Linked DNA regions of Homo sapiens: region 1 is linked to region 2. Evidence: chromatin contacts called from ENCODE Hi-C or POLR2A ChIA-PET data. All regions are on one chromosome and are shown on one strand. Each heading gives the region's core, a stretch centred on a gene start or an enhancer-like site at or near the end of the contact. The rest is flanking DNA. Distances are from core to core; before and after follow the strand shown. Region 1 holds the start of TSPAN33 (tetraspanin 33). Region 2 holds the start of IRF5 (interferon regulatory factor 5).

Evidence for each region. Hi-C counts contacts between places; a loop is a spot of excess contacts on that map. ChIA-PET counts read pairs that join two places held with the same protein, here RNA polymerase II (POLR2A). Pooled maps may share reads with other maps.
Region 1: a loop to region 2 is called in a map of GM12878, with 1.9 times the contacts of the local background. The contact joins the promoter of TSPAN33 here to the promoter of IRF5 in region 2. A Hi-C loop is called at or near these places in 1 of 168 maps with a recorded cell type or tissue (GM12878), 19 of 37 single-sample maps with no recorded cell type and 6 of 50 pooled maps. POLR2A ChIA-PET finds 5 or more read pairs at or near these places in 5 of 52 experiments (B cell, GM12878, H1 and 2 more).

Annotation. Positions count from the first base shown.
Region 1 is chr7:129,143,457-129,147,470 of GRCh38, reverse strand. TSPAN33 (tetraspanin 33) reads right to left here and starts at 2,764. Exons shown (of 8, transcript NM_178562.5): 1 at 2,389-2,764. The coding sequence starts at 2,490. RefSeq lists a silencer at 2,642-2,851.
Region 2 is chr7:128,936,320-128,940,486 of GRCh38, reverse strand. IRF5 (interferon regulatory factor 5) reads right to left here and starts at 2,560. Exons shown (of 9, transcript NM_001098629.3): 1 at 2,438-2,560. RefSeq lists enhancers at 1-93, 1,584-1,653, 1,687-2,270, 3,938-4,167 and a silencer at 1,934-2,693.

The DNA.
Region 1 (4,014 bases), core at 1,515-4,014, 210 kb before region 2:
GCAGCACTGGGTTTGGGGGAGAAGGGACATTCAATAACACCTGAAAAGTACTGTCCCCTAGGAAGGGCAATCAGGACACAGGGAGATTCATCCTTAGATCCAGCTCTAGGTCTTGAAGAAAGAAAACAGTCCCCAAAATGATTCATTCATCCTTAAATAGTTCACTGAGGCAGAAATTGTTTCTCCTTTAGAGGAGAAAGATTAAGGTCAGAGAGACAGATACATTGGCTTAGGGTCACACAGTAAGTTGGTGCCAAAAAGATGCTGAGCCTCTTGTCTTTCAGTGTGCTATTTCTAGAGCCTCTGATTTTTTATGAGTCTACTGTAGGGCCAAGAAGGGGCTCTATTCTAATTTGGGGTGGTGCTAGCTTGGCCACCCACGTCTTCTGACCTTGAATGAAGCATTTTTACCAAGGTAAATGGGTCTGTGGAGCCAAACTCTCTCCTGGCTGAGATCTCTCAAAGTCGTTTGTCCGATAAAAGGGGGGTAGGGTGGAGGTAGGGGGTAGGGAAGCTCGAGAAAAAAAAAATGACCAGGAACACAAGTGTAACAGATGCACCCAGCTGTTGTCACTGGCGAGCACAGACAAGGGTGAGGTACCAATGGCTCCAAGGGAGACAGTCTCGGCAGATAAAGGAAGTCAGAGTGACGACCTAAAGTCCCTGAAATGCTAGTGCTGGCTCCGAGGATGTCACGTCACTGGCCTGGCACACTCAGTGAGCACAGAGACTTCACTGATACTTGCCCCTAAGTGGGGAGTCTCTTAGTACATCCCCCAGCACTGGTAGAGTGGTAAGGGATTTTCTTGTGTTTTTCCCTAACCTCCAGCTGAAGCAGAACCTAGACTATGGGAACTTGGGTTGACTGGTTAACTACTAATACTGCCCATACCCCAGCTATAGCAGCAGCCATCTGTGCTGAGGACTTCCCCCAGCGGCACTGTGGTTCAGTAGAAAGGTCACCAGACCAAGCCTGCTAACCAGCTGTTGGACCTTGGACAAAACATTTAACATCTCTGTGCTTTAGTTTTCTACATTTTATAGACATAAACACAGATGCTGGACAAGATGTCTTCTAAAATTTTTTTCCAGTTTTACAACTGAGCATTTGATAGGAGCACAAGTTTCATTTTCCCCAGGAGTAGGATGGCTGAGTGCGCTGTCATCACCACCCTATGGGATTTCTCTCATTTGTCCCAACAGGCCAGCACTTATGGGCTTTGTGTCTGCACCTCACCCCACGGGCCCTGTGAAACCTTTCCAGCAAATGGCTTAGATGTCTGTTCTGCTCCCTCCCCTAGGAAACATATTTTAGACTCAATTCTTCCCTCCTGCAAGTCTGAACTTTAGGTCTCCAGCTGAAGTGGGCAAGGATGGTGGGCTCCAGAAGCAGCAGCTCTGGTGTGGTAGGAGCCAGAAGAGGAGGTGAATGGGGGAAGGATGTCCCTATGTTCTCACACCCCAGGACCTCCAGGACTCTCTAGCCAGGAAACAGGGTCGAGCTGGCATTGCATGATCTGGTTCAGCTCAATTCTCAGCTTCAGCAGTCTTTCTGCCACCCCTGATCACACTGGGTTGGATTTGTGGGGGAGGGAGTCAAGGCCTGCAGACATGAACATACATGCTTAGGTCGGTCAAGTCAACAATGAACGGCAGAGTGGGATGGGAATCCAGGTGTCCGGAGTCCCAGCCCAATACTTTTTCCACCCCAAGCAGAAGATTCTGAAAGGACCCCTGGCCCTCCGGCCCAACACGGGGTCCTGTTTAAAGACACTGGTGATTGCCAGGCTCCAGGGGTGAAGTCTGGTCCTGAGAAGGGTGGCAGGGAGGGGACAAAGTTTGGGGCAGTGCTGGGATGGGAAAGACATCTGCACCTGGAGGCCATTCTTCCTAGACTTTGGGGGGGTGGAGGTGGGGGTAGATGAGGCCTGCAAAAGGAAGAGATGATGCCAGTAACCCATCCTCTCTGAGGTGGTGGAGAGAGAGGTTTGGGTTTTTCCTTCCTCTTCTTTCTTTGCCAGCCGGGCCTCCAGGCCCCCAGGCCTGAAAGTCAGCCGCCACCCCCGACCCCCATCATGAATGTGTCAGTGGGTCCGCCTTGGGCCAACAGGCTCCCTCAAACCCACATTTCTAGCCTAACACAGACCCTCCTCCGACGCCCCGAGAATACCCATCAGTCTTTACTGATTCCCTGGCATACCCTCCTCCCTACAACGCCCCCTGCAGACGCGGCGTCCCCGGGGTGTCCCTCCCCAGGATAAATTCCCCCAAAGTGCCGTCAGCCCAGAAAACTCGGCAGTGCGGCTCCCGCGCGTGGGGCACCCCGGGCCACCCTTCCACCCCGCGGGGGGACCCCGCCGCCCAGGTGCCCTCGACCCCGAGACTCACCCAGAAGAGCATGTTGAAGAAGAAGAGCAGGTATTTCACCAGCGGGCTGACGAAGGAGAACTCCTCCCCGGAGGCGGCCGGCGCCCGGGGTCTCCGCGCCATGGCCCCGCCGCCGCCACCGCCCCCGGGGGCCTATTTCCCAGCGGCTGCCGGCCGGCCTGTGTGCCCCGCGCCCGGGGGCATGAGCCGAGCCGCGCCGCGCAGGAGCCCGGCCGGCGGGGGAGCCTGCGCTGCGGCGGGAGGCGCCCGAGCCGGGGGGCCGGGAGCGGCGCGGGCCGGGGAACCGCGCCTGGAGCTGCTGGAGCCGCGGTGGGCAGCGCGAGCGGACGAGACTCACCCGCGGCCGCAGGACCAGCCCGGCCAGCCAGGCGCCCAGGAAACCCGGCCCGCCCCCGGCCGCTCATTGGCGCGACGGCTGGAGCCCGACTTCCCATTGGCTCGTGGCTGATGTCACTAAGTATCCAGCCATCCCTCTCCACCGAGAGTCGGGGGAGACACCTGTTCTGTGAGGGATAACTTGTTAAAGGGTCAGCGGTTCTGCCTCTCCCCTACCCCTAAGGGAAAGCATCCAGGCTGCAGCTGCTCAAAGGAACAAGAGTGAGGAGAAGGAATGCACAGTGCATCCCACACCCACGTCCTCCGCCCAGCTGCTGTGCACATATGCAAACACACATACATTAAAATCAACAAGTACGCACACCGTGTGTTGAGCAATGCGCCGAAAGCTCTGGGAACGCGGGAGAACAGAAACAATCCCTGGGGGATGACAATAAAATCAGGGAGACAAAACTAACCTACACATAACAATTAGACCAAGGGTAGATGCAATCTTGTTTAGTAACTATACATTTTAAATGCTTATTTCAGAAGCTCTACAACCCAACAGTGGAAATTTGGAAACATCACCGCCAATCCCGCCATCCTAATTCATTGCTGTCTCAATTCCCGCCCCCGCAGCCCCTCTTCCCTTGGTCTACTTGCAGACACCGTTTTTAACATGCTGATCCGGCACACACAGGTTGAGTGCAGCGTAGCTGGCGAATATATTATGCTGGCTACCCTAACTAATACAAGTTGAACCTCGGGGAGGGAATCTGATTCCACCATAATTAGCTGCGTGAAAGCTGCAAGCTACTTAATCTCTCGGAGCCTCAGTTTGTTTAATGTTAAATGGGAGAGTCCTGACCTAGATGGCGATTTGAGGATTAAATGAGATAATGCATGTAGCTCACTTAGCACATGGCTGGCACATGGAAGGCTCATCAAAGGCATTACAGTATTTCGTTTTAGCAGAATTAAGAATCCAGTGTGGAAATATGATAACCGCACAAATAATTATAATACGTTTGGTAGAAGGTTAGTGAAGATAGCGTGGCAAGTGAAATTAGGGGAGGATGGGATTTAGAATAGTAGAGACGGAGGGGAAACATAATCCAGGTGGATTAAAAAAAAAGGGGGTGAACCAAAGCCTGGAGGTGCAAAAGCACGCCATGTGTTTCGTGCAAAATAAGCAGACTGCTGTGGCTGGAGCACAGGGTATGCTTGGAATAGCAGTGGGACATAATGCTGACCGATGCCGTTACATGTGGAATTGTGTTAAAACTGCGGAAGTAATTGAATATCAGA
Region 2 (4,167 bases), core at 1,311-3,810:
TTATAACATGGGTGTGCACCCACCCATAGTTGTATCTGTAGACCCCTGAGAGGCCTTGGCCCTAGAATAGAGGGGTGCCAGTCACCAGCGGCACACAATTCTGGCCGAGCAAGGGTGGACAGAGGAAGCTCTGTCTGCACAGAATCGGGGAGAGCTTCCCTAATGACCCCCTGGGCTGAGGCCGTGCAGGCGCTGGTGCCGTTGGGGAGCTCAGAGGGTCCGGCTGCCTGCCCCCTACTGTCAGTCCAGCAGTCTGGCCCTGCCCAACACGGCTGTTTAATACAGAGCAAGGTTTTGAAATGATAACTCCGACCTCAGTGTCAGAGGGCCGCGTCCATACAGGCAGCTTAGGGAGGGGTGTGGAGGAGGAGCTCCCGTGACAAGCCCGGCTGTGATGAGCGAGAGTCTGTCCACCATGCCACAGAAGGGACTCAGCCTCAAGGCTTTTGCCTGCAGCTAGGTCCACACGAGCTCTAACCCGAACAGCATCCATCCTCCTAGAAGCTCCCTTCTGCCCAGAAAAGGGCTAGGTCTAATTCAGACCACCCCAATCAAGGCCCATGACTTTGGAAGTTCGGTGTCAGAACAGGTCTGCCTGCCAGGCTCCGGAGTCTCTGGGTGAAATGTATGGAGCCCTAGACCTAAGTCAATGGACCTGAGCCCCGGAAGGTGGGGAAATCCAACAGCCTGAGGAAGTCCCTACAATTGTGTGAGGCAGCGAAGCATCCAGTGGGCAGCCCTAGAGGACCTGCTGAGGTGGGGTAAGCCCACAGCTCACCCCAGGGCCATGCTGGAGTCCCAGGAGACAGTGCCCCCACCACCACCCAGGAGCTGCAATTCATGGGCACCAGGGACCCACTAGGGGAGGAAGTGCCACAGCAGTCCTAGTAAGAGTGGCCAGACAGCAGGCGCCCTGCTGCTCCCAGGGTTGGTCTGGGTCACATGTCTCCTTGCAAACCCACACCCAGCTCAGGGAGAGGACAAGGGGTTCCCTGTACAGGCCCTGACCCCCAAATCCCACCCCTCCGGGTCAGCTGCCCACACCCTGGGCCCTGCTGCCCACCTGGTCCAGACAGGCTGAGGCTCTGGGGCAAAAGGTGCCCAGAAAGAAGCTTCTTTCAGCTTCCTCCCAGGGTCAGGGTAGGGGAAGACCAGGGTACAGGGGAAAAACCCCAAAGTAGGGCCTTTAGATAAAAAGGGGTGATTTCCCAGTGCTTCCCTTGACTCTTGGAACCCCTCAGCCCCAGCACCCCAGGCCCCATAACTACTGGGGGTGGGGGCAGGAAGGGGAGGTCTTGCCAGAGGGCCTCCTGAGGGGCTACAGTTTCCTACATCGATACAGCCGAGCCCTCTCTGGTTCTGGTCACTTATCCCCATTCTGGGCCCTCGAGGAGCCCAGGCCCAGCCCAGTCCTCCGCCCCTGCTCCCCCCTCCCCTCCGCCCCCACCCCTCCCGCGTGCTCCGCTGGGGCACACCCCCTGGGCCAGCCCGCGGAGCCACCCCCACCTCCAGAGTCGGCCTCTGGACCTCTCCTCCTGCTGCTGGAGGAGCAGCACCCCGGTCCTCGCCCTGCTGTGTTCAGCGTGGCCGCGAGGCTGGGAAAGTCCCCCACTCCAGCCTCTGCTCCCAGGTACCCGCTCCCGCCCCTCCCGGGGTCCGGAGACAACCATCTCCCCACGCATCCCGGCCATGCTAGCCTCACTTTTCCTCCACGTTTAGCCTCTTCATTGTTGCCTTCTTAAGTTCTGGGACAGGACCTGAGGAAACCAGCCCAGGAACTATTGCGCCCCATCCTTTTCCGCTGCTCGGGGGACGAGAGTCTGCCATTCCCGGCCGCGAGCCCAGGGACGCAGCCTCTACCTGACACCATCTTCCCCCAAACTCTTGCACAGTTCCTGCCATTGGCCTGAAGATCCCGGGGGATGAACGCTTTAACCTCAACCTCTTTTCCGAAAGGGTGAGGGTGGCCCGGTAAGAGCAAGGGCGAGTGCATCGAAAGTAAGGATCGGGCCTCGCTCCTCTGTGGTCCAAGCCAGCCTCCAGCGGGGCTCCCGGGAACCCCCATTCTGGGCGATGGCGAGGGGGAGGGAGAGCAGCAGAGCCGGCGCCCCCCGCAGCGCTGCCCACTCCGCCGCCTGGGTCACTGGGCTCCCCGGGCGCCAGCACCCCAAACCGATCGGGGCGTGGGAGGCGCTTTGGAAGTCCCAGGCCGGCCGGGCGCACCCTGCTGTAGGCACCCACCCGAGCTCGCTTTCCAGGCGCAGCTGGACGCGGACCCCGCCCTACTCCAGTCTTCATCCCGCCGCCCGCAGGTGCCTGGGGGGCGCGGGGCCCAGTCTAGGCCTAGACTTGGGGGCAGTAGCCGGCACCGCTCCCGCCACCCTCGGGGCGCGCCGGGCGCGGACGCAGAGAGGAGAGCGCGGCGGCCGGGACCCACCTGTCTGCGGTGCGCCTGCGTGGCTGCGCCAGGGAGCACCGGCCGGGCGGCGGGACCAAGCTGAGCTCTGCCCAGGCTGCGCCTCCCGCCGGTCCGCCAACCTGCCGGGCACTTCCGCGTCTTGCCGCCCCCGCCCCTGGGCAGCTGCTGCTGAGCTCCGGGCGCGGGCAGTGCCCCGCCCCGCCCCGCGAATCCACTCCGGGCCCCGCACTGACCTGGCAACTGCAGATCCGGGCTGAGCCTCGGGCCAGGCCCAGGGCCTCCAGGGAGATGCCAGACGGCGCGGTGCCCTAGACTGGCCACTGGCTCTTTTGGCAATCTGGAATGGCAAAACTGTCATTTGACAACCCCGTACCTCCCGCTGCAGTGCTCAGTTGGGCCCTGGGAGAGGGTGGGGTGCTTCCCCACTCTGGTCCTCCGGGGCTGCACACAAATGAGGGCGCAGTGTGGCCGACCCACAGCTCCAGGCCCTCCTCTCGCCTGCCTACACCCCTGGCGAGGGTGGCTCTCGCCCTAGAACACAGTCGCTGCCCCCAGGATCCAGACACCCCTTCCAGATGTGCTTGCAGGCGGGAATCCTCTAGTCACTCTGTGCCTTTCTCATCCTCAAACCCTGCACCTGTCTCGCCCCAGCTCCCCTAAGTCGCCTTCCAGTCATCCCAGGGGCAGCGGCGTGGTCGCCTGTCCCACCTCCTCTCACTACTACCTTGACCGTCGACCTGTGGTTCTGAACCGTTTTCGATTCCATAAAGAACCTCACCCCAGAACCTCCACCTTCACACACCTCCTGTTCCTTCTCATGGAATGTTCTTCGCTTGGTAACTCTTGCTCTTCAAAATTTCTGTTTCTGAAATTTTCAGCATCGCCTTCTCTGGAAAGTCTGCCTTGACTTCCCCTCCCAGGTGGGGTTCCAGGGTGCAAATAGCTTCCTGGTTGATTTTGCTTATGATTTTGTTATGGATTGCCAGGGGTTTGGTCCAGGTCTGGCTGCTCACCGCACAGAAAGCCTATCACTGAGACAGCGAGTATTGCCAGGGAAGACTTTATTCCGGTGACATCAGCCAGTGAGCTGTTGAGAGGGGAGACAAACCTCCAATCCATCCCTCCCCTTGACTAAAGTTAGGGGCTTATATAGCAGGGAAGGAAAACAGGAGGGACAAGGAAGAGGAATTGGTCAACAGGCAGCAGGTGTACTGATGTAAGTGTCTCAAGCTTCAGTTCTATGAGCATCTGGCTTTTTGGAAAATTCAGCGGGTTTCAATTTTGATGTCTGATTTCCACTCGAATCAGCTTACTCAGGAACCTCCCTCCTGTCTTTTCATTGTTCATTTTATTTTATTTTATTTTTTGATATGGAGTCTTGCTCTGTCACCCGGGCTGGAGTGCAGCAGTGCGATCTCAGCTCACTGCAACCTCTGCCTCCCCAGTTCAAGCGATTCTCCTGCCTCAGCCTCCCAAGTAGAGACGGGGTTTCACCATGTTGGCCAGGCTGGTCTCGAGCTCCTGACCTCAGGCGATCCACCCGCCTTGGCCTCCCAAAGTGCTGGGATTACAGGCGGGAGCCACTGCGCCAAGCAGAGCCTTGTATTTTTAACAAATAAAGTAGTATTTGTTGATGAATCAGAACTTTGACCTTCCCTCCCCTCCCTTCTCCTGGGTTGAACTTTACCTTTAACAAGTTAAAAAAAGACACTCATGTGTTAACGTTTTTTTTTTTTCTCTTCTGTATC